Linked DNA regions of Homo sapiens: region 2 is linked to region 1. A link is a loop called in an ENCODE intact Hi-C map of the cell type or tissue named here. Cell type or tissue: gastrocnemius medialis. All regions are shown on one strand. Links, peaks and the distances in the headings refer to the core of each region. The heading gives the core; the rest is flanking DNA. Region 1 has its middle 20 kb from the start of LINC02606. Region 2 overlaps SPSB1 (splA/ryanodine receptor domain and SOCS box containing 1).

The links. Peaks named below come from ENCODE experiments on the same cell type or tissue, not always from the same donor. Only the 100,000 strongest peaks of a DNase experiment are listed, where the experiment ranks them.
Region 2: a loop joins it to region 1, with 2.6 times the contacts of the local background. A loop is called at or near these places in 16 of 110 quality-filtered maps.

What each region holds. Positions count from the first base shown.
Region 1 is chr1:9,444,979-9,453,301 of GRCh38, forward strand. No RefSeq gene overlaps it. Among named protein-coding and RNA genes, the nearest start is that of LINC02606, 20 kb to the left of the region's middle. In gastrocnemius medialis, for the core only: a CTCF peak has its summit at 3,382 (motif pointing left); DNase peaks (open chromatin) are centred at 3,383, 3,953 and 4,563; H3K4me3 peaks cover 1,119 bases; H3K27ac peaks cover 5,715 bases.
Region 2 is chr1:9,359,474-9,367,796 of GRCh38, forward strand. It overlaps SPSB1 (splA/ryanodine receptor domain and SOCS box containing 1), which reads left to right. Exons shown (of 3, transcript NM_025106.4): 3 at 7,975-8,323. The coding sequence ends at 8,102. Among named protein-coding and RNA genes, the nearest start is that of LINC02606, 65 kb to the right of the region's middle. In gastrocnemius medialis, for the core only: no CTCF peak of the experiment used is centred there; a DNase peak (open chromatin) is centred at 3,818; H3K27ac peaks cover 1,779 bases.

The sequences.
Region 1 (8,323 bases), core at 117-8,116:
TTCCACTGAATAATATTCCATGGTCTGGATGTAGCCATTTTCATATATTTTTAAGAAGACAGACTGTTTCATGGGGCGACATGATTTGTTAATAACTAGTATTATAATTAAACTTACAATAAAAGAAATACGTGGCTTAAATAAAACAACCGTATATCAACCCTATCAATACTGAGGCTATGATTATCCTTCTGGTTGCAGTAAGTAAACTGAAGCACAGAGCAACCCTGATTTACCCACAGCAGATGGTCAGTGATGTGAGGGCCATAGGAAGAACAGAAGGGGCCGACGCGGTGGCTCAGGCCTGTAATCCCAGCACTGTGGGAGGCCGAGGCGGGCAGGTCACTTGAGGTCAGTAGTTTGAGACCAGCCTGGCCAACATGGTGAAAGCCCATCTCTACTAAAAATACAAAAATTAGCTGGGCGTGGTGGCGTGCTCCTGTAGTCCCAGCTACTTAGGAGGCTGAGGCAAGAGAATCGATTGAACCTGGGAGGTGGTGGTTGCAGAGAGCCAAGATCACATCACTGCACTCCAGCCTGGGTGGCAGAGCGAGACTCCGTCTCAAAAAAGAAACGAGTAATAAATAAATAAATAGAAATGTAAAAATAAAGGGAAAAAAAAGCACTGAACTAGAAGGAAAGTGCACCTAGTCTACTTTCAGGGAATCCTTCGGGCTCTGAGAGAAATCTGACTCAAAAACTAATTTTAGACCAGAAATTCAACGCAGTAGTTGAATTCATACAACTCAGTAGTTGAGTTCATACAGTTCTCTCTAGAAAAGGTCTACACACAACCAAATACAAATGAAGCTAAATTTCCACAAAAAACATTAAAGCTACATCTAATTTTTGATGAAGTGTTGCAGAGACCACCCCCCACTTCCGTCCTAATGGTTTGAGACACGTTTTCTTTTTTTTTTTCTTTTCTTTTTTTTTTTTTTTTTTTAATATACAGTATCGCTGTGTCACCCAGGCTGGAGTACAGTGGCACAATTTCGGCTCATCGCAACCTCTGCCTCCTGGGTTCAAGCAATTATCGTGCCTCAGACTCCCAAGTAGCTGGGATTACAAGCATGCACCACCACACCTGGCTAATTTTTTTAATATTCTTAGTAGAGATGGGGTTTCGCCATGTTGGCCAGGTTGGTCTCGAACTCCTGACCTCAGTTGATTCACCCACCTTGGCCTCCCAAAGTGCTGGGATTACAGGTGTGAGCCATCACGCCTGGCCGAGACATGTTTTCAAGCCTTGAGGTGCATTCCAGTACACCCAGCTCACTTTGTAATATCTGAATTTTCCTGAGTCAAGGTTTAAATTCCACTTCAATGATATGGGCCACAGTAGTAAAAAGTGTGGTGTTTGCATCAATGTCTGTGTAAGGACTCTACTCGAATTAGGATGAGCCCGTTGACAATGGAGCCTGATTTCCTGCATTCAAAGTGTTATCTATACAGTGTCATTCATGTGAGTCCATTAATAGTATTTGGTAATGAGGAGGAGGGTGGGAAGGATGGGAAAGGCATTCCCGGGGAACAGCCAGCACCTTGGTTCATGTGAGCTGCCCAGTGATGCTGATGCTATAGCTTGACTAACACATCACTGTTCCCAACCCCCTTCTCGCTTGCCATCTCCACTCAGGAGGCTGGGAAAGCCAGATGCACCTGGCCCAGTTCTACCAAAGGACACACACGTGCATGCCTTCCAAAGGCCCTCGAGGAGAGGTCTTGCTTTTCTTCAATAAGAGACAGATAGGACTAGAAATGCCCCTTCCCCTTCTTCCTACCTTGACTCTGGGTGTGATTCCCAGAGCAGCGGCAGCCATTTATGACCATGAGGTGACCAGCAACTTTTGAAGCCACTAGTAGCTTCCAGTAGGACACTGGAAATGCCTAGAATATCAATAAACCAAAGAAGACCAGCTATGCTATTACAACTATCTCCTGGTCCTGCTACCTTCAGCAAATATAATGGAACAAGACGTTAAAAATGATTCTGTTTTGGCTGGGCACAGTGGCTTACGCCTGTAATCCCAGCACTTTGGGAGGCTGAAGCAGGCAGATCACCCAAGATCAGGAGTTCAAGGCCAGCCTGGGCAACAAGGCGAAACCCTGTCTCTACTAAAATACAAACATGAGCCAGGTGTGGTGGCACATGCCTGTAAACTCAGCTACTTGGGAGGCTGAGGCAGGAGAATTGCTTGAACCCAGGAGGCAGAGGTTGCAGTGAGCTGAGATCCAGCCGCTGCACTCCAGCCTGGGTAGATAGAGCAAGACTCTGTCTCAAAAAATAAAAATAAAAAAGATACTGTTTCAATTCTGGCAAAACTCCTGAGGCGGAAAACAAACCAGTAGGTGCCAACAACTCCAATGTTCTGAAGTGAGGTACTGAACCAGCTCACCGGGGCCTGCAAAGAGGCTTCCGGGAACCTGTGACCGCCCCTAGGGCAGAAGGTGGCAAGGTCAAGAGAGGTTAGAATGAGAGATGACTTTTTGTTTGTTTTTTTTTTGAGACAGAGTTTCGCTCTTAGTGCCCAGGCTGGAGTGCAGTGACGCCTATCTTGGCTCACTGCAGCCTCCACCTCCGAGGTTCAAGGGATTCTCCTGCCTCAGCCTCCTGAGTAGCTGGGATTACAGGCGGCTGCCACCACGCCTAGCTAATTTTTTCGTATTTTTAGTAGAGACGAGGTTTCACCATGTTGGCCAGGCTGGTCTCAAACTCTTGACCTCCTGACGGGTGATCCGCCTGTCTCAGCCTCCCAAAATGCTGAGATTGCAGGCGTGAGTCACTGCGCCTGGCCGACAGAACTTCTTTTGAGACAGTGCTTGGATGCTGGGGTACTTTTCTTCCCCATCCCGTCCCTGCTGTGGATGAAACAAGGGGGGCCTAGTAAGAAGGACTTCAAGGAGACCCTTCAGAGAGCTGTCAGAGGTACCCAAGAGCTTGGGGACCTGACAACTGGTGTCTGTCACCTGCCTGAGAAATCCTAAAGGCAAGAAGACCTGAAGTCAAAACAAGAAAAGGTGAGGCTGAGTGCAGTGGCTCACACCTGTAATCTCAGCATTTTTGGGAGGCCCAGGCGGGAAGATCGCTTGATTGCAAGAGTTCAAGACCAGCCTGGCCAACATAGCAAAACCCCATCTCTACAAAAATACAAGAATTAGCCAGGTGTGGCAGTGCACACCTGTAATCTCAGCTACTAGGAAGGCTGAGGCATGAGGATCATTTGAACCCGGGAGGCAGAGGTTGCAGTGAACCGAGATCGTGCCACTGCACTTCAGCCTGGGCAACAGAGCGAGACTCTGTTTCAAAAACAAACAAACAAAAAAAGAACAAGGAAAGGTGGCTTCCCTGGGGAGAGTGCCACCTCCTGGGACAAAGGATGCATGAGTGCTTCCCATGGACTGGACACGGACCCTGAGAAGGAACTGCCCAGGGGGGCCACCAGGAGAAATGGCTGAGCCAGGGAACCCAGGCGTCCGCTGAAGATGTCCTCACCCCCTCAAGTGAGCAACACCCCAGCTTCCAGGAAGTCTCCAAGGAATGCTTCAGCCCCTCACAGGAGAAAAATTCGCTTGAAATATTTACACAGCCAAAGGAAATGATGGTGGGGGCTGACAGGGGTACCGCCCCTCCTCCCACTTCACCCTGCAGGAGTCCAGGCAGCCCAGGGAGTGGGAGGGAGGCCGGCAGACAGGAAGGCTACTGGCTGGGAAGAATTTTAACTTCAAGGGGTCCCTGTCACAAACAGAGCACTGTGGACTTGAAGTGACCGGAGGATTTTTCTTATCCAAGAGCTGCTGGAAGGTCACATGGCTGTGAGAGATTTCATCTTAGGACTGGGGGCAAACCAGCCCCCACCCCACCCAGCAATGTTAGTGTTGAATATTCCCTGGAGAATAAAGAAGAGGTTTCCTTCTGCTGTAGCCACAAACCTGCTGTGTCACACGCCAGTTTCACAAACATGGCGTGTGATCCCCACGGGGTGGGGGGAACAGTTGTATTTTTAGATGAAACCTGAGTATTTCTCTGGTCTCTTCTCCCAAACGCTAACCTCCTTGGAAATCTGTGCATGTTCTAGAGCAAAATACTACTTGGAATTTAGATCTTCAGTTTATTAAATAAGAAGTAGCTTCAAGGAGCATAGAATTACATGGTTCCTTTTAAAATGTGCACATAAAGCAACTCTTTTCCCCTGTCATTTTCCATCCTGCAGGCATCCTGCTGGAACTGGGAAGATTGGCTCAGACTGAGTTCCAAACTACGTATCGGCTGGTGAGAGATGAACTGGGTCTTTGCACCAGACAATCTTGTTGAAAATCACCAGACCAAAAGTAGCTGATGCTTATCTGTCTCTGTCGAATTCCCAGGAATCCTGCGGGTGGCGGGGGCGGGAGGGGGGGTCTGAGCCCACGTGGGAAGCCTTGTTAGCCTGTGCCTGGGGGCGTCAGAAGAGGGAGATTGGGCAATTTCTGCTTCTTCACTCCCGCCACCCTCATCTCGCTTGGGGCTCACTCTTTCCAAGTTCTCTTGGTCCCTTTGCCAAGGCAGGGGAGACCCAGCCAGGATATTTATAGTGTTGGTACATGACTGGGCAGCTAGTGGGAGCAGATGTTTTCTGATATGGGCAAAGGGAGCTATTTCTACTGGGAGCTGGATGAAAGTTAGCCAGAAAGGAAGCCGCAGCCATAACTGATGTTCCTGTCCTCTCAACACTGGAGAAGGTACCCCACATCCTTACATGAGCGTGTTCCCCGTCCTCACTGCCTTAACAGCTCAATCCAGGAGATGTGGACTGTGCCAGGCGCTGGGTGGACACTGAGATAAATAAGACAAGGCCCACCTCTTATGATGGTGCAGGAAAACCACTTGTGATGACCCACTCCATCCCTGCAGGCCGAGACCCCATGGGAGCCCAGTAACAGCCGCATGGTGGCGGCTATTGGGCCTGGGGACAGTGGTGGGGTGGCAAGAGGGAAGGAGAAGTCAAGATGAGCCACACGGCCAGTGATGGCTCACTTGGCTTTGACGGATGGGTGGGGGAGGTCCAGGGGAAAAGAGCAGAGGGAACAGAGGCTTTGCTGCCTACCTGATGCATTCTGGGAACATCAAGATGCATTAGATGGGGCCAGAAGGCAGGGGGTTTCCTGAGGGTGTCGGAGGAGGAGGCTGAACAGGTGAGCTGGGGCCAGGCTGCAAAGGATCACCTTCCACACTCAGGAATGTGGACTTTGGTAGACTTCACCTTTAGGCAGGAGGAGCTGGTAAAGGTTTCTAGGGAGGAAAGGGATTCTTATTCTAGGAAGCAACGAGAACTGTGGATCTGTGAGCAGGTTTCTCCCTGTGTCCCCATGCCCTGCGGCACCATACCTGACACGGTCATTGCTCCGTAAGTGCTTGTTGAAGGAGCAGACCCACATGTGGCATCTCTGTCTCCAGACTGTCCATGAGATGAGACGGTCACTAAGATCACTAAGTGTGGCAGGCCTTTCTCAGGGCCCCGACCTCAAAACAGGTCCAGGCAGATTCCTGCATGCCTGACGGCAGCCGTAGACATCATCTCCTTCCAGAGGGGTTCAAGCGCACCCAGACCCTGGAGCAGGTCCAAGCCTCCCCAAGGCTTCTTCTCCTGGCTGCCACCTGCCCTGGAGCCCAGCCTTGCCCTGTCCCTGCTCTGATCCTGTCTGAGCCTGTGCCTGTAGCTTCATCTCCATGCCAGCCTCAACCCAAACTGGGTGTCACCTCTTTCCTTCTATTTGAAAATTATGTGTATTGGCCAGGCACAGTGGCTCACACCTGTAATCCCAGCTCTTTGGGAGGCCGAGGCAGGGGCATCACTTGAGGTCAGGAGTTCGAGACCAGCCTGGCCAACATGGCAAAACCCTGTCTCTCTTAAAATACAAAAATTAGCTAAGTGTGGTGGTGGGGGCCTGTAATCCCAGCTACTTGGGAGATTGAGGCAGGAGAATCACTTGAACCCAGGAGGTGGAGGTTGCAGTGAGCCAGGATCGAGCCACTATACTCCAGCTGAGGCGACAGAGTAAGACTCCGTCTCAAAAAGAAAAGAAAAGAAAATTAAGTGTATTAGCCCATTTTCACGCTGCTGATAAAGACATATCCAAAACTGGATAATTTAGAAAGGAAAGAGGTTTAATGGACTCACAGTTCCACATGGCTGGGGAGGCCTCACAATCATGGCAGAAGGCAAAAGTCATGTCTTACGTGGAGGCAGGCAAAAAGAGAGCTTGTGCAGGGGAACTTCCCGTTTATAAAACCGTCAGACCTCGTGAGGCCCTTTAGAAAACCATCAGATCTCATAATATTCACTGTCATGAGAACAGCTCAGGAAAGACTTGCCCCCATAATTCAATTACCTCCTACCGGGTCCCTCCTACAACACGTGGTAATCATGGGAGCTACAATTCAAGATGAGGTTTGGGTGGGGACACAGCCAAACCGTATCAGCAAGTAATAGTAACAATGACAACAAAAGACGTCTCTGTGCATCACAGCCTTTGCTGAAGGTCTGAGGATACAGAGGGTATTTACAAACACAAATAACTTAAAATGGAATATTCACCTTGTCCTGTTCTTAAATCTCCTCAAGCCATTTCTGTCAACTGGATTCTGGCCCCACCCACGGGCTGCCTATATTCCTTCTTTCTTCTCTCTCTTCCCAAATGCCTGTTCTCCCATTATGCAGAACTGAAGGTTTTGTTTTTGGTTTTTTGGTCTCTTTTTCACCTACCCATGAGGACCTCTCCTGTCACCACTCAGCCGGGTATTTTCCTAAACAAAGACATTTTGTTCCCCAATAAGAACCTGGTTCCACAGGTAAGAAGGTCATTTCTCTCACCCCACAGCATTCTGGAGCAGTGTGGTGTTGTGTGTACCCAGGCCTGTACGCAGCGTCTTAGGGGCCAAGAAAACTAAGTCCTATCATTGGGGCCCATGAATTTCATCACTCGCTAAGCTGGGTGATTACAACTATATATATGCACAAAGGCAAAGAAAGAGACCCATCTGTGCAGGCTGAAGCCTAGGGGACGGGAAAGAAGCTATTTCAATGACCTTACAAGGGAAGGATGAACACTCCCGAGGGCCGGGCGCTGGGGCTCATGCCTGTAATCCCAGCACTTTGGGAGCCCAGGCAGGAAGATTGCTTGAGCCCAGGAGTTCGAGACCAGCCTGGGCGACATAGTGAGAAATCCCATCTCTACAAAAAATATAAAAATTAGCCAGGCGTGGTGGTACATGTCTGTAGTCCCAGCTACTTGGAAGGCTGAGGCAGGAGGATCATTTAAGCCCAGGAGGCTCAGGCTGCAGTGAGCCATCATCCGGCCACTGCACTCCAGCCTGGGCCATATAGAGTGAGGTCCTGTCTCAAAAAAACAAAACAAAACAAAAACACGCCTGGGCAATTTATCAGCTTTCAGAGAAGGAGATGACGGAGGTAGGAGAAGAAAGGCTCTTGGCTAAGCTTCAGGGATGGGGAGGATGGGAGAGTACAATGACAATATCAGGAAGATGGAAAGAGAAGCAGAAAATAAATGGAGTTTGAATGCATTGAGAGGAGGAGACAGAGTCGGAGAGCCTCCCATGCAGGGTTGTGATTGTCTGTGAGCTCTGAACAAGCAGAGCCCAGCACAGCCAAGGACAGCACAGTGGAAGGAGCGCTGGACAGGTGGGTCAGGGCTGTACTTGGCAGACAGCAGTGTTTCCACCAGCACAGCCCTCCGACCTTGGCCCTGAGTTGCTGTCGAGTTCTTGGTGGACCTTGTCTTTCTACAGGGATCAGGAACTTGCTGGAAAGCCCTGGTGTACTTGTGACCCTTAGGTATGTTCAATTAAGTGTAGCCTAACTCTGCCTCCTTGCATATTCTAAGTTCACCCTAAGGGTTTCTCTGTGCATAGTAAACTGTCACCTCACTGAATATGTAAACAGACTGCAACCTACTCTAGTGCCAATCACCAAGTTTTGGCCAATGAAAGGCAGTCAACTGTTCAAACCTGGTTCAAATAAGGTGAACACCCAGCTGTAACCAATCCGACTCTTTCTGTATCTAATTCTGTTTTCTGTACATCACTTTCCTTTTTATGTCCATAAATCTTCCTCCACCACATGGCTACGCTGGAGTCTCTCTGAGCCTACTCTGGTCTAGGGGCTGCCCGATTCGCAAACCGTTCTTTGCTTAATTAACCTCTATTAAATATAATTTGTCTAAGGTTTTTCTTTTAACAGGTGTTTGGTTCAAATTCTCTGTTTCTTCTTGGCATGCTTCGAAGGCTTTCCAGGTAATCCAGATTATTCTTCCCACTAACTTG
Region 2 (8,323 bases), core at 324-8,323, 85 kb before region 1:
CAGGTGGATCATGAGGTCAGTAGTTGGAGACCAGCCTGGCCAACATGGTGAAACCCCATTTCTATTAAAAATGCAAAAATTAGCCGGGCGTGGTGGCATGCACCTGTAATCCCAGCTACTTGGGAGGCTGAGGCAGGAGAATTGCTTGAACCCGGGAGGTGGAGGTTGCAGTGAGCTGAGATTGCACCACTGTACTCTAGCCTGGGCAACAGAGCAAGACTCCGTCTCTGGGAAAAAAAAAAAAAAAAGTATCATTCTGGCTGCTCTATAGAAATGGATGGCAGAGGCAAGAGTGGCCTCTGAGAGGCCAGGCCAGGGACGAGCCAGGCTTGTCCCGGTGAGAGGTGATGGGAGCTTGGGCCAGGATGGAAGCCGGGGGGGTGGGTGGCGGGGGCGGCCCGGTTCCGGGACTCTTTGGAATGGGCTCATCCATGGACCGGATGTGACGAGAAAGGGAAGCAGCAAGGTGACTTGCATTGTTTGGGTTGAGCAGGTGAAGGCGGGGGCTGCTGACCCGAGATGGGAAAGCCCAAAGGAGGAGCAGGTGTTAAATTTGAGACGCTTCTTCGACACATCCAGGGGGCCCTGCAAGCCTAGTCTCAGAGAGCGGTCAGTGGGGGAGTTGTCTGCACATAGGCGACTTCAGAGCTGCCACCCTGGGTGAGGTCACCAGAAGTAGGGGCTAGAGAGCGAGGAGAAGAGGGCTGAGGCTGAGCCCTGCTTAGAGGCCAGGAGGGTGGGGGCTGAAGGGACCCAGTAGATTTTGGTGTCCTGGATGCCAAGTGAGGAAGGGGCTTTCAGAAGGGCAAAGTAGCAGCAGGTCAAGTACATGGACGGCTGAGAACCGTCCATCAGCTTTGGCAACAAGGAATTGGCAGTTGACCTTGAGGAGAGTCACTTGGGTCAGGGGGCACGGGAGGAGCCTGATGGAGTGGCTGGAGGAAGACAGACAGGGTATTCGTCTCCTGGAGCTGCTGAACACATTACCACAAGCAGGACAGCTGAAAACAGCAGAAGCGCTCAGGAGGCCAGGTGTCTGCGATCAGGATGGTAGCGGGCTCGACTGCCTCCGAGCTCTGAGGGGGAGCCCGCCCCATGCCTCCCCTCGCCCCTGGGGGCTGCCGGGAATCCTTGGCGTCCCTTGGTCTGTAGATGCCTCCCTGAGTCCCAGCCTCTGTTTCCCCAGGGTGCTCCACCTGTGTATGTGTCTCTCCGTGGCCCCTCCTCTTCTTAGAGGGACACCAGCCATTGGATTCAGGGCCCACCCCAATCCACTATGCCCTCGTCATAATGAAGTACATCCGCAAGGCCCTGTTTCCAGATAAGGCTCCACTCTGAAGTTCTGGGCAAACATGAATTGGAGGACACTGGTCAACCCGCTTCAGATGTGGAGGCAGCCAGTGTAGACCATCTCCATGAGGCCTTCCTCTCCCTGTGCTGCCACCTGTGGGGGGTGAAAGATGAGCCCGGAGCTCCATCCTCTCACGTCACCCCTACCGATGCTGGGGTGCCCATAGTGAGGTCAGAGCCCACCCAAGTCCCCCGTCCCGGGAGAGTTGGCTTTGCCTTCCAATACAACTAAAGAAGGGGGGTGTCCTGGTGAGATCGAATCCCAGGGTCTGCCCGGGAGCAGAGCATGACAGATGGAGGCTCTGGCCAGGCATGGCTGGATCTGTCATTTTCTTTTTTTTTTTTTTTTTTTTTTTTTTTAGAGATGGGGTCTCACTATGTTGCCTAGGCTGGTCTCAAACTCCTGGGCTCCTAAGTGGTCCTCCTGCCTCGGTCTTCCAAAGTGCTAGGATTACAGGCGTGAGCCACCATGCCCAGCCGGATCTGTTTTCTTGGTGGCAGACCTGATCTGGGGCTTTGCTGTCTCTGTCTTGGAGGTGGAGGTAGTTCCACTCCCTGGGATATCTGGAGAATCATCAGTGTCCCCACCACCCCTGGATTCGACTTCCACGAGGGGCAGCTGTTTGTAGGGCAGCTCCAGCAGTTTGCCTGCGTGTGTGCCTTCCCGGGGGTCTCCCAGCCCACTGTCCCCTGTGGCCTCTTTCCTGCATGCCAGGCAGAACCCCCCCGCAGCAGAGTCCCGGCTTCTACACTGGGGCCGTGGCCGGGCGGAAGTAGGGGTACTGAGTTCTCGACGTTTCCCTGTGCGGCCTCCCCACTGTCCAGCCTGCTGGGGCCACAGGCCCCGTGCTCTGATTCCTCCTCAAGGCTCGAGGCACAAGGCCTTGTGCTGAGGATGCAGCCAGAGAGGCTGCTGTGTCACTCTCCCTCTCTCTCCTGGAGGGCAGGAGTGGAGATGGCCATTGCTGAGTGGGGAGACACAGGGCCTGGCCTGACCCCGGGCCTGCCCGCCACCCTCCCTGGAGATGTGGAAAGGCCTGTTTGCAAGCAGCAGGCTGGCAGGCTGTCCAGGGGGAGCCCCTGACCTTGTGGGTCCTCTGGCTCTACCCCCACTGCTTTAAAGACATCTCCCACTGAGGAGGCATCTTCCATGCAGTTCAGCATTTTCGAATTTTCTTTAACGGCTCCCAGATGGGTTTGGTGTGGTTTGTCGTGGTTGAAGGTTCAGGGAAGGTCAGCTCGTCTCCTCAAGATCAGAGCCTCCTCCCGGGTGCCTCCTTCCTGCACTCCACTCCAGCTGGACTCTGCCGGGAGCTACTCATCGGGAGACTGATACACCGCCACCAGGGCCACCCACCCTCCCTCCCTCCCTTCCTTCCTTCCTTCCATGTCGGGGAGGGGTTGTCCCAGACCCTATTCCCCACACCCTCCAGAAGTTCTGGTCATATGAGGACCGCAGGCTCTCAGAGTTTGGGGGGGATAGGGGACCAAGGGTGTCTGATCACCTAGGTGGATCTCAGGCGTCCTTCCCCAGTTGACAAGGACAAAGGCTCCACGTTGTGTTTGGCTGTGCTCTTTCGTAAGAACTGCGTAGTGTAGAGGAAAACACACACACATCCTATGATGGCCACCCGACCCGTGACATTCTAGAATCCATGTCCTGGAGCGTGGTCCCCACAAGCTGCTTGCAGGGCCAGCCACAGGAGCCATGACAGCTGTCAGCGAGGACATTGCGGAAGCCGGGGCATTCTCTGATGCGGAACATTTTTCCTTGACCTCACCGTTCTGCAGCTCGTTCACTCAGCCCGTGAACTGGGCACAGCACCACACTCTTGAGGCTTGAGTTGGGTTGAAATCTCTCGGGGAACAGTGAGACAGTTGTGGGTTGGGGCTCTGGGGCTGTGCATGTTCACGTGGGCCACCAGGTAGCCGTTTCTCACAGAAATGTGGAAGCTGGTGCACTGTCTCTTCCAGTTCCTCAGGCTTCTGCTCCCAGAAATAGCGCCTGATTGACTTCCTGATTTCTTTGCTGCTCATTCAGCATTGCACTCTCATTCACAGAAATTATTTAAATGAATGAGCGCCTAAGCTTCCTGGGGATGGGCATAGCAGCCAGAGGCCCCAGGCCACAGTGCAGGTGCCCACCCCCTCGGTAGATTTCAGCAGGCACCTGGGTTTGTGGCTGGAGCTGGGTGCAAAGCTGGCAGCCCCCAGTCAAGAGTGTGGAGGTTGGGGAGAACTCCCTGGTACTGGTAGTGACCAGCTGAAATGGGGGCTGGGCATTTTTTCACGGCACGAAGCCCACGTCTGTTTCTGTGGCCATGCATTCTTGGTCTCTGCCCAGCCTTTGGAAAGCAGTTAGACCGGGCCCTATGCGCCATCAGTTTCCTCCTGCAAGATCAAGGAGGCGTGACCTGTTTATGTACTTGAGGACCCAGAGAAGAGACCCATTCACAGGATGCCTGGGTGACTCTGGTCCTATTTTCAGCTCATAACACATCACTGCAGCCATTCACTGCCACTTCTCTAGCCCGTCTTGGTGGATCCCATGACCCATCCCTAACTGGTTTATTCAGTGAGATCCAGAGATGGCCAGGCTGTGGCAAGTCCTCTACCCCACACAGCTGCGTTCACAGGGGATGGATTGTGGCAGCTGGAGGGCCTCATCCCTTTGGAGTCCATGGCTCTCAGACCTTGGACCTGTAACTCTCACCTCCCCAAGCCCATTTCCCTATCTGTAGGTTGGGGTCACAGTCCCCATCAGGCACACGACTGGTGCCCCACAGGCCATGGCTGGGGCTGGGGCTGCGGTGTCAGCCACTCAAAATAAGGCACTGGATGGAGCTGGGGGCTCATGTGGGCCTCTGCAGTTTTAGAAAATTTTTTTTTTTTTGGAGATGGAGTCTCATTCTGTCACCCAGGCTGTAGTGCAGTGGCGCAATCTCAGCTCACTGCAAACCTCTGCCTCCCAGGTTCAAGCAATCCTCCTGCCTCAAACTCCCAAGTAGCTGGGACTACAGGCATGCACGACCACACCCAGCTAATTTTTGTATTTTTAATAGAGATGAGGTTTTGCCACACTGGCCAGGCTGGTCTCAAACTCCTGACCTCAGGTGATCACCCACCTCGGCCTCCCAAAGTGCTGGGATTACAGGCATAAGCCACCGCGTCCAGCCTAGAAACATTTCTTCATGGGTTGATTGGAAACCCGTTACACCAAGAGGGTAGTGACTGAACTCCCTCTCAGCCCTCACTGCTGCAGCCTGGCAGGGCTCTTGGGCCACATTCAGTGGCTCTTGGAGCTTTCTCAGGTGCTTTCCAGCCACGAGGGAGAGCCCCTCCACTTTCCGGCGGGGGCTGAGCCACATTCTCCCGGGAGGGAGCTCAGGGCAGCCCAGACCCCTTGGCCCTGATGCAGGCCAGATGCAGGCGCGCTCCCAAGCAGAGAAGAGAACACACCTGCAAATTCCCCACTCCTCTGTGCAGAAGACCTACTCCCGACAGCCAGGCCAGACCACAGGCTGCGATAAGCACTTCTGGCCTTCAGGATCTTGGCTGCATGGGACTTTGGGGAGAATCTGGTCTGGATTCCGTGTCTTACAGATGGGGAAACAAGTCCGGGCAGACGGAGGGATGTGCTCCAGGTCAGGCTGCGGGGCAGGGTCTGGAGTCACCAGGCTGGGTGTTTTACCCGAGGGAAACCCAACCCTGTGAGGAGCCGGGTGGGTGGAACCCAGTCCCACCCCATCACGAGGGGTCTGTGGGATCCTTGACCTTAAAGAACCCAAGGTTATTTCATTCCTCCATTCGTCTCCAATCAGAGCTCCTCTTAATCATCCTAAGCTGGCCACGAAAGGCCCCCTTTCAAAATTCTCCATTAAAAATACAGAACATTTCAGTTCCTTGTCAGGAGCTGTGGCTGTGACCGTCCATGGGGGATGAAGAGCAGTGGTCCCTCTTCTTTTGTTTATTTATTTTTTCAGTTTTGGGGTTTTTTTGTTGTTGTTTTGTTGTTGTTGTTGTCGTTGTTGTTGTTGGTTTTTCTGAGACAGAGTCTTGCTCCGTCACCCCAGGCTGGAGTGCGATGGTGTGATCTCGGGTCACTGCAACCTCCACCTCCCAGGTTCAAGTGATTCTCCTGCCTTAGCCTCCCGAGTAGCCGGGACTACAGGCCCATGCCACCATGCCTGGCTCATTTTTGTATACTAATTTTAGTAGAGATGAGGGTTCACCATGTTGGCCAGGCTGGTCTTGAACTCCTGCCCTCAGGTAATGCGCCGGCCTCGGCCTCCCGAAGTGCTGGGATTACAGGCGTGAGCCACCACACCTGGCCTGTTTTCATTTTTGAGACAAGGTCTCTGTTACGCAGGCTGGAATACAGTGGCACAATCACAGCTTACTGCAGCCTTGACCTCCTGGGCCCAACCGATCCTCTCGCCTCAGTCTCCCAAGTCCTGGCTGATTTTTATTTTTTGTAGCGATGAGGTCTCCCTATGTTGCTCAGGCTGGTCTCAAACTCCTGGGCTCAAGCAGTCTTCTGTCCTTGGCCTCCCAAAGTGCTGGGATTACAGGTATGAGCCACTGTGCCTGACCTGGTCCCTCTTCTTTTAAAGCTTGGGGTTTAGTAAATGCATTATCAAGCCTAAGGTCCATTCTTCTATTTTGTAACAGCTTTACTGAGCTATAATTCACATACCTTACAATTCACCCATTAAAGTATCCAATTCAGTGGCCTCTTGCGTGGTGAGATGTAGGAAACAATTTTAGAACATTTTCATCACCCCAAAAAGAAACCCTATACCCATAAGCAGCCTCTCTCCATTCTGCCATGCCCCACCCGTAGTGTTTGGTCTTCAGTAATTGATTTTCGTATATTTGAGACACATTGGTGAATATTAAAGAACTTTAATCCACTTTTTACTGGTAGGATGGAGTTTTGCGGGTTCCTTTTAGTTTTGGGGGCTATTTTGCTCACAAAGGAGTCTCAAAGTCAAGGGGAGACCGTGGATGAAGCCTCAGATCCATTAGTTTCAGGGCTTTCCATCTGCAGAACAGCGTGGGCGGCCCCACGAAGGTCCAGGTGTGCTCACTCCTACCTGGTTTCAGGAAAGAGAGCAAAGAGGGGTCTGCTCTGGCGAAGCGGGCGAGCAGGGCCGCGCAGCCTTCCAACGCTCAGAAGCCTTGGAAGGCATGAGTTTCAGACTCCTGAGATCTGAAGCTGACGGCTCATCTGAGATGCAGCTGAATGAACTCAGCCTCCTTTGTAGGAAGGCAAGGCTGGGCGCTCTGGGAACACAGGATGGAGGTGCCTGGGAGGCTGCAGCTGGAAGCGCTCTGTAACCCTGGGGCCTGAGGCAGCTCTGCCCAAGTTCCCCTGGCTGTGAGAGAGCCCCATGTGCCTGGGGCAGTTGCGGGGAGAAGGCCCAGGCAGCTCTGGGGGATCAGCTGAAACTGGGCTGGCATTTCCAGTTTCCTGGGGCCTGAGCTTGGCCTGGGCCCTCAGCCTCACTGTCAGACAGAAGCACAGACACCCGGGGTTTCTCTGTCTCCATGTGGCACAGAAATGACACCTTCAGGCCGTGGGGCCAGCCAGGCCTGTCACGTATGATTCAGGACAGGGTTTGCCATGTCTTCCTTTGCAGCATGGTTAGTGGCTAAGGGCATGGACGCTGGGCCCAGGCTGCCTGGATTCAGATCCCAGCCCTGAACCTTGGCACACTGGGTGTCCCCTCTGTGCCTGTGTGTCCTCAGTTCTTTTTTTTTTTTTTTTGGACCGAGTCTTGCTCTGTCGCCCAGCTAGAGTGCAGTGGCGTGATCTCAGCCCACTGCAACCTCCATCTCCCAGGTTCAAGCGATTCTCCTGCCTCAGACTCCTGAGTAGCTGGGATTACAGGCACACACCACCACGCCCAACTAATTTTTGTATTTTTAGTAGAGACGGGGTTTCACCATGTTGGCCAGGCTGGTCTTGAACTCCTGGCCTCAAATGATCCACCCACCTTGGCCTCCCAAAATGCTGGGATTACCAGCGTGAACCACCATGCCCAGCTAGTCTTCAGCTTTAAAACAGAGGTGAGAATGGTATCTGAGAGCAGCTGGTAACAGAAAATGATTCCCTTCCTGAAGCTAGTGCTGGGGGTGCGTGCCAGGAAGAGCTGGCTCCCATGTGTTCCGACCGACAGGCCCCAATGGCAGCTGCTTGCCTGGACAGGCAGAGTCACCAGTGGGGAAGAGCAGGGATCGCCTGGGTTCGAATCCTAGCTGCATCTCCTGCCAGCAGGGCGACCCCTGGCAAGTCATTTAGACTCTGTCCCTCAGTTTCCTCATCTGTAAAATGGGGATGAAGGTAATGGTGTCTCTGTGACTATTAAGTCATTCATAAGAAACCACTGTGAGGATTAAATGAGTGTTAGCAGAGGGCTCGCCCAGGTGCCCAGCCCAGGGTGGGCTCCTGGTGGCAGCTATTCACATGCTAAATTTAAAATGAAAAAGCATTGCATTTTTCATTGTTTCTTTACTGATTTGAGTGAATACTAATCAGTGATAATATTGCTGCTGTGGTTAGCGCTGTTTGCTGAACACCCACCCAAGCTGCGCTGACCTGCAGTTTCTCTGTCTCCCCAGCCGAGCCGCTGCCGCTCATGGATTTGTGCCGTCGCTCGGTGCGCCTGGCCCTGGGGAGGGAGCGCCTGGGGGAGATCCACACGCTGCCGCTGCCGGCTTCCCTCAAGGCCTACCTCCTCTACCAGTGACGTTCGCCATCATACCGCCAGCGCGACAGCCACCTGGTGCCAACTCACTGAGCCGCCTGCCGCTGGGGCCGCCGCACCCTGCACCTTGGACCGGCATCCGTAGCCATGGACAGAGGTCCCTGGTCTTCCCTCATCCTCCGTGGCTGCCTCCATGGGACAAGGACCGATTCCAACACAGGCTCCTCTTTCCCCCTTCCCGACATCAGCAGAAGGCAGCATCC